2 separate regions of the Homo sapiens genome follow, and region 1 is linked to region 2. A link is a loop called in an ENCODE intact Hi-C map of the cell type or tissue named here. Cell type or tissue: CD14-positive monocyte. All regions are shown on one strand.

Evidence for each region. Peaks named below come from ENCODE experiments on the same cell type or tissue, not always from the same donor. Only the 100,000 strongest peaks of a DNase experiment are listed, where the experiment ranks them.
Region 1: a loop joins it to region 2, with 2.5 times the contacts of the local background. A loop is called at or near these places in 1 of 110 quality-filtered maps.

What each region holds. Positions count from the first base shown.
Region 1 is chrX:1,355,015-1,359,014 of GRCh38, reverse strand. IL3RA (interleukin 3 receptor subunit alpha) reads right to left here. Exons shown (of 12, transcript NM_002183.4): 7 at 2,679-2,794; 8 at 128-154. LOC101928032 (a long non-coding RNA gene) reads left to right here. Exons shown (of 8, transcript XR_007068376.1): 4 at 2,875-3,443. Among named protein-coding and RNA genes, the nearest start is that of IL3RA, 20 kb to the right of the region's middle. In CD14-positive monocyte, no CTCF peak of the experiment used is centred here; no DNase peak of the experiment used is centred here.
Region 2 is chrX:1,290,971-1,294,970 of GRCh38, reverse strand. It overlaps CSF2RA (colony stimulating factor 2 receptor subunit alpha), which reads right to left. Exons shown (of 13, transcript NM_172245.4): 8 at 510-643. MIR3690 (microRNA 3690) reads right to left here and starts at 1,053; the gene lies at 979-1,053. It overlaps LOC124905238 (a long non-coding RNA gene), which reads left to right and starts at 973. Exons shown (of 3, transcript XR_007068370.1): 1 at 973-1,042; 2 at 1,086-1,128; 3 at 1,389-1,425. In CD14-positive monocyte, no CTCF peak of the experiment used is centred here; no DNase peak of the experiment used is centred here; H3K27ac peaks cover 729 bases.

The DNA of each region.
Region 1 (4,000 bases), 64 kb before region 2:
TATTAATAATATTTTCATTATTTTATTAATAAGAATTATTAATATTTTTTATCATTTTATTCTTAATAATAATAAAACTCACCCTTTGCAATGTCAAGTACAGCGGCTGGGGGTAGGGAACACTCACCTGTTCTGTGATTACAGGCTGCATTCTCTGCAACACAAAAGCAAGCAAACTTTTGAGTGTCTGGACCGTCCCTGAAAGCCTCCTCCTCCCAAACTCAAATTTCTCCCTCCAGGAAAACCAGCAAAACAGTGAGGGCTCTGGGAAGGCCTTCGGGCAGCAGTGGGGGCAAAATAATGAGCTTAGGAGTAAATAGCACCTGACCAAAAGGTTTGTTTGTTTATTTATTTATGAGACGGAGTCTCACTCCGTCACCCAGGCTGGAATGCAGTGGCGTGATCTCGGCTCACTGCAACCTCCGCCTCCCGGATTCAAGTGATTCTTTTGCCTCAGTCTCCCGAGTAGCTGGGACTACAGGTGCGTGCCACCACGCCTGGCTAATTTTTTGTATTTTTAGTGGAAACAAAGTTTCACCATGTTGGCCAGGATGGTCTTGATCTCTTGACCTCATGATCTGCCCACCTCGGCCTCCCAAAGTGCTGGGATTACAGGCATGCCCCATCGCGCCTGGCCCAAAAGGTTTCTTATGGGCCACTGTGGCAAGACCTTGGTGGGAGGGGGCTTTGTGAGGCCGGTGGACAAACAAGACCCACCGTCCTCCCAGACTGTGTCCAGATGCACTCAGGGGTAGCCACAGACAGCCTATGCCAGGCCAGCGAACTAGGTAGGGGGTGCAACATCAGACTAGCTACGACTCTGCCTGTGGCTGCAGCTATGCCTGCTCCCTCAAATCAGTGAAAGAAAGAAGTCTGTGCTGTATTTATTTTCTTTTTTTTTTTTTCTCCTGAGACGGAGTCTCACTCTGTTGCCCAGGATGGAGTGCAGTGGCACAATCTCAGCTCGCTGCAAGCTCCGCCTTCTGGGTTTACGCCATTCTCCTGCCTCAGCCTCCCAAGTAGCTGGGACTACAGGCGCCCGCCACCACGCCCAGCTAATTTTTTTTTGTATTTTTAGTAGAGACGGGGTTTTACCATGTTAGCCAGGATGGTCTCTATCTCCTGACCTCGTGATCGTCCTGCCTCGGCCTCCCAAAGTGCTGGGATTACAGGCGTAAGCTACTGCACCCAGCCATTTATTTTCTTAAAAAAAAAAAAAACCCAAACAGATTGGCTAAAAAACACTTGGTAATATAAAAGAAATTAATAGACCTAACGTTTTTTAGCAGATTTAGACTTACAGAAAAATTGCATATGAAATAATTAGTATTTGAGCATAAATAATAAATATATGGCGGGGCACAGTGCCTCACGCCTGTAATCCCAGCACTTTGGGAAGCTGAGGCGGGTGGATCATGAGGTCAGGAGTTCAAGACCAGCCAGGACAAGATGGTGAAACCCCATCTCTACTAAAAATACAAAAAAAAATTAGCCAGGCATGGTGGCAGGTGCCTGTAATTCCAGCTACTCAGGAGGCTGAAGCTGAGAATTGGTTGAACCCGAGAGGCGGAGGTTACAGTGAGCTGAGATCATGCCACTGCACCCCAGCCTGGGCAACAGAGCAGGACTCCGTCTCAAAAATAATAAACAAACAAACAAACAAACAAACAGCTTGGGTGACAGAGCAGGACTCCGTCTCAAAAATAAATAAATAAATAATAAAATACAATAAAATAAAATACAAACTAAATATAACACATAGGCTGCGCACGAAGGCTCACACCTGTAATCCCAGCACTTTGGGAGGCCGAGGCGGGTGGATCACCTGAGGTCAGGAGTTTGAGACCAGCCTGGCCAACATGATGAAACTCTGTTTCTACTAAAAATACAAAAACTTAGCTGGGTGTGGTGATGGGTGCCCATAATCCCAGCTACTCGGGAGGCTGAGGCAGGAGAATCACTTGAACCCGGGAGGCAGAGGTTGCAGTGAGTCAAGATTTAAGCCACTGCACTCCAGTCTGGGCTACAGAGCCAGAGTGGCTCAATAAATAAATCAATATTTATGTTCAACTGATCCAACGAACTGTGGATCAAAAATATCTGGGAAGCTTGCATTGAATCTGTAGATCACTACAAAAGAAAAAAGAAAGTTCAAGAAAAAATTAAAAAACCACATAACAATAGAAATAATAAAAATAAAAAACAACAGACCACATACAGTCTCAAACTTTTTTTTTTTTTTTGAGACGGAGTCTCGCTCTGTCGCCCAGGCTGGAGTGCAATGGCGCGATCTCGGCTCACTGCAACCCCCACCTCCTGGGTTCAAGCAATTCTCCTGCCTCGGCCTCCCCAGTAGCTGGAACTACAAGACCGTGCCACCACGCCCAGCTAATTTTTTTTCGTATTTTTAGTAGAGACGGGGTTTCACCGCGTTAGCCAGGATGGTCTCGATCTCCTGACCTTGTGATCCACCTGCCTCAGCCTCCCAAAGTGCTGGGATGACAGGCGTGAGCCACAGCGCCCGGCCTTTTGTTTTTGTTTTTGTTTTTTAATGATCCATGCCTTCTGTGACGTTATCAGAGGAGATTGTTGCCCGTTTCAAGGCCCCAGAGTGCGACTTACCAAAAATAAGGGATGTCCACGGGGGTGGGGGGGCTGGGGGCGGGGTGAAAGTTTACCTTTTGTATCTGAAGCTCATAGCGAAATTTGCGATTGAAATGACTTCTCATTTTCCAGTGCATAAAGGAATGTGTCTTATTACACTTTGCAGTCATGTTGGGTGGAGTTAATATCTCTAGCAACGAGAAAAACACTTTTAGGATTTAGGAGTACAAGAAATCAATTCTTTTTCTTTTTCTCTTTTTTTTTCTGGAGATACTTCAAATTACTTCTCCTATGCATTTGGAGAGCGGGAGAGAAAAACACCAGGAAGGAAGAGGGAACAAAGAAACTCTACAGGCAGAGACACAGGACTGAGCCGCGTTGGGGGCACTGGGAGGAGTGAGCCTTGGGGTTGCACCCTCGGAGCCCCACTGTCCTGGGAGCAGCCTTCAGAACCACCCTTTTGTTCTCTGAAGTACCAGGCGTTCAGCTTTTCCAAGGACTGGCAGCTGCACATCTTTGTCCCTGCCCCTTCCATCTCTAGGCTCAGCCCCGCTGGGCAGCCTGGCCCACTCCCCACCCCTGCCCAGGGCCAACCCCTACTTCCCATGCCCCCTCTGCCCACCTGCAGCACACTGGAGCCTTGGAGGCCCTCTCTGCATCATTCAAGATGCAGACTCCTACACTTTGACCTGCACACATCCTCCTGAAGCTTCCACTTCCTGGCCCCTGCCTGGCTTCTCACCTCCCCCACCTCCGCCCCCCAGGGGATGTGCCGCCTCTCCCAGTGGCCCAGGACATCCTCCACTTCCCGGGAACCCCAGGCACTTCCACATCCTCAGGTGTGACCCGACTACCAGCCCAGCCCTGTGTGTCCGGCTGCCTGGCTGGGTCTCCCCTGGGCCCCTGGAAGGAAGTCCAGCCCTGGCCCCCTCCTCCTCCTCCCCCTCCTCCTACCCTCCTGGTCTTTCTCCCCTCCCCTCCCCTCCCCTCCTCCCCCTCCGCTCCTACTCTTCCTCTCTCTCCTTTTTCTACCACTCCTCTCTCCTCCCCATTCTCCTTGTCACCCTCCTCCTCCACTCTCCTTTCTCCTCCTCCCCTCCTGCCCCTCCTCCTTTTTCCTCCCCCTCCTGCTCCTCTTCCTCCATCCTCTCCCCTCCTTCTCCCTCCTTCCTCCTCCCCCTCCACCCTCCTCCCCCTCCACCCTCCTCCCCCTCCACCCTCCTCCCCCTCCTTCCTCCTCCCCCTCCTTTTCTTCCCTCTCCTCCTCCCTGCCCATTCTCCTCCTCCTCCTCCTCCTCTCCTCCCGCTCCTTCTTCCTCCTGCCCCTCCTTTTTCCTCCCCCTCCTGCTCGCCTTCCTCCATCTGCTCCCCTTCCTCCATCCTCTCCCCCTCCTTC
Region 2 (4,000 bases):
CAGTCTCTCTCCCTGTCTACACTGGGTCCAGGTAGTTGTGGGACAAGAACTCCTCCTGTCTACACTGGGTCTCCATGGAGGTGGAGCAGGGTCTCCTCCTGTCTACACTGGGTGTAGGTGGAGGTGGGGTCGGGTGTCCTCCTATCTACACTGGGTCCAGGTAGACATGGGGCAGGGTCTCCTTCTGTCTACACTGCGTCCAGCTGGAGGTGGAGCAGAGGCTCTCCTTGCTTGTGGCATCGTCCCCCACACCTCCCGGTCCACTTCCTGGTTCCATGGTTGCAGGATCATCCTTGTCCACCCTCCCTGCAACCTCTTTCAAGGTGGCTCCACAGGCCACAGACCCTTCACCTCTTCCTCCGCTACCCGAAGTGCGTTCACCCCAGAGTCACCGCTCACCACCCACGCATCCTTCCCCCAGGCCACTTCCCCGGGATTCCCAGGCTCCTGTGCGGGCGTGTCCCGTACGCCTCCCTCCTGGTGCCCAGCCCCGGGGAGCTCTCACCGACCTTTCTGTGGACGTCCAGCTGGTACTGAAAGTCCAGGTACGACAGCTTCTGATAGGTCCTGGGCTGTTTCCACCGTACGAGGCAGTGCGTCGTGTTGCAACGTACGGTGACATTGCTGGGAGGGTTGAATCGTTCTGTAACGAGGGCGCAGGACACACCCCTGAACCCGAGAGGTCCTGTCTACACTGGGTCCAGGTGGAGGTGGTGCAGAGTCTCCTCCTGTCTACACTGGGTCCAGGTGGAGGTGGAGTAGGTCCTGTCTACACTGGGTCCAGGTGGAGGTGGAGTAGGGACACCTCTTTGACTACACTGGGTCCAGGTGGAGATGGGGCAGGGTCTCCTCCTGTCTACACTGGGTCCAGGTAGAGGTGGGGCAGGGTCTCCTCCTGTCTACACTCGGTCCAGGTGGAGGTGGTGCAGTCTTCTCCTGTCTACACTGGGTCCAGGTGGAGGTGGGGCAGGGTCTCCTCCCATCTACACTGGGTCCAGGTAGATATGGAGTAGAAACACCTCTTTGTCTACGCTGGGTCCAGGTGGAGATGGGGCAGAGTCTTCTCCTGTCTACACTGGGTCCAGGTGGAGGTGGGGCAGGGTCTCCTCCTGTCTACACTGGGTCCAGGTGGAGGTGGTGCAGAGTCTTCTCCTGTCTACACTGGGTCCAGGTGGAGGTGGGGCAGGGTCTCCTCCTGTCTACACTCGGTCCAGGTGGATGTGGACTAGGGACACCTCTTTGTCTACACTGGGTCCAGGTGGAGATGGGGCAGGGTCTCCTCCCATCTACACTGGGTCCAGGTAGATATGGAGTAGAAACACCTCTTTGTCTACGCTGGGTCCAGGTGGAGGTGGGGCAGGGTCTCCTCCTGTCTACACTGGGTCCAGGTAAATGTGGAGTAGGGACACCTCTTTGTCTACTCTGTGTAGGGAAAAGAAAGAGAGATCAGGGGGCTGGGCGCGGTGGCTCACGCCTGTAATCCCAGCACTTTGGGAGGCCGAGGCGGGAGGATCACGAGGTCAGGAGGTCGAGACCATCCTGGCTAACACGGTGAAACCCCGTCTCTACTAAAAATCCAAAAAAATTAGCCGGGCGTGGTGGCGGGTGCCTGTAGTCCCAGCTACTCGGGAGGCTGAGGCAGGAGAATGGCGTGAACCCGGGAGGCGGAGGTTGCAGTGAGCCGAGATCCCGCCACTGCCCTCCAGCCTGGGTGGGCGACAGAGTGAGACTCTGTCTCAGAAAAACAAACAAACAAACAAAAAGAAAGATCAGACTGTTACTGTGTCTATGTAGAAAGGAAGGTAAGAAACTCCATTGTGATCTGTATGTTGAACCACTGTTTTGCCTTGAGATGCTGTTAAGCTGTAACTGTAGCCCCAACACTGTGCTCACAGAAACATGTGCTGTGTCTTGTTAACAATAGGTTTGCAGGCAGCATGCTTGGTAAAAGTCATCGCCATTCTCCATTCTCTATTAACCAGGGACACCATGCACTGCGGAAAGCCGCAGGGACCTCTGCCCGAGAGAGCCCGGGTATTGTCTGAGGGTTCCCCCCACTGAGACAGTCTGAGATATGGCCTCGTGGGAAGGGAAAAAGACCTGACCGTCCCCCAGCCCGACATCCATAAAGGGTCTGTGCCGAGGAGGAAGTCCTCTCGCGGTTGAGATAAGAGGAAGCCCTCCGTCTCCTGCCTGCCCCTGGGAATGGAATGTCTCCGTGTAAAACCCGATCGTACATTCGTTCTATTCTGAGACAGGAGAAAACCGCCCTGTGGCTGGAGGCGAGATATGCTGGTGGCAATACTGCTCTGTGACTCTTTGCTACACTGATGTTTGTGTGGAGAGAAGCATAAATCTGGCCTGCGTGTGCATCCAGGCATAGTAGCTTCCCTTGAACTTATTTGTGACACAGATTCCTTTGCTCATATGTCTTCCTGCTGACCTTCTCCCCACTATCACCCTGTCCTCCTGCCACATTCCCCTTGCCAAGATAGTGAAAATAGTAAGCAATAAATACTGAGAGAACTCAGAGACCGGTGCAGGTCCTCCGTATGCTGAGCGCCGGTCCCCTGGGCTCACTGTTCTTTCTCTATACTTTGTCTCTGTGTCTTATTTCTTTTCTCAGTCTCTCGTCCCACCTGACGAGAAATACCCACATGTGTGGAAGGGCTGGTCGCCTTCACACTGGGTCCAGGTAGAGGTGGGGCAGGGTCTCCTCCTGTCTACACTGTGTCCACGTAAATGTGGAGTAGGGACACCTCTTTGTCTACACTGGGTCCAGGTGGAGGTGGTGCAGTCTCCTCCTGTCTACACTGGGTCCAGGTGGACGTGGAGTAGGGACACCTCTTTGTCTACACTGGGTCCAGGTGGAGGTGGTGCAGGGTCTCCTGTCTACACTGGGTCCAAGTGGAGGTGGTGCAGTCTCCTCCTGTCTACACTGTGTCCAGGTAAATGTGGAGTAGGGACACCTCTTTGTCTACACTGGGTCCAGGTGGAGGTGGTGCAGGGTCTCCTTCTGTCTACACTGGGTAAAGTGGAGGTGGTACAGGGTCTCCTCCTGTCTACACTGGGTCCAGGTGGACGTGGAGTAGGGACATCTCTTTGACTACACTGGGTCCAGGTGGAGGTGGTGCAGTCTCCTCCTGTCTACACTGGATCCAGGTGGACGTGGAGTAGGGACACCTCTTTGTCTACACTGGGTCCAGGTGGAGGTGGTACAGGGTCTCCTCCTGTCTACACTGGGTCCAAGTGGAGGTGGGGCAGCTACCATGTACAGGAGAGATACCCACTGGGGCAGGGGTTCCAGGGTGGGAGGTGGGGATGGGCTTGGTGGGCAGGAGTCACACTTCTGTGAGAGTCCTAAGCCTGAAGAGGCTGGGAACGTCCAACGGGATGAAGGAGTCCACGGGTGGGATGCGGTGGGCTTGGGAAGAGGAGAGCGTGTGGGCATATGGGACTGGCTCCAAGAGGCCAGCCAGGAGCAGGGCACTGGGACACGAAGAGGTGCTGGTGAGGAAGAAATGAAGAAAAAGAGGAAGGAAGGAGGAAATGAGTGAAGGAGAAGGAAGGAGAGGAAGAAGGAAGGAATGAAGAAGGGAGGGAGAGAGGGAGGGAGGGAAGGAAGAAGGGAGGGAAGGAGGAAGGAAGGAAGGAAAGGAGGGAGGGAGGGAAGGAAGGAAGGAAGGAAGAAAAAAGAAGAAAGGCAGAAAGGCAGGGAGGAAGGAAAGAAGGAAGGAGGTAAAGAGGGAGGTCAGGTGCAGTGGCTGACGCCTGTAATCCCAGCACTTTGGGAGGCTGAGGCAGGTGGATCATCTGAGGTCAGGAGTTCGAGACTAGCCCGGCCAAGATGGTGAAACACTGCCTCTACTAAAAATACAAAAATTAGCCGAGCGTGGTGGTGTGCACCTGTAATCCAAGCTACTAAGGAGACTAAGACAGAAGAATCGCTTGAACCTGGGAGGCAGAGGTTGCAGTGAGCTGAGATTGCACCACTGCACTC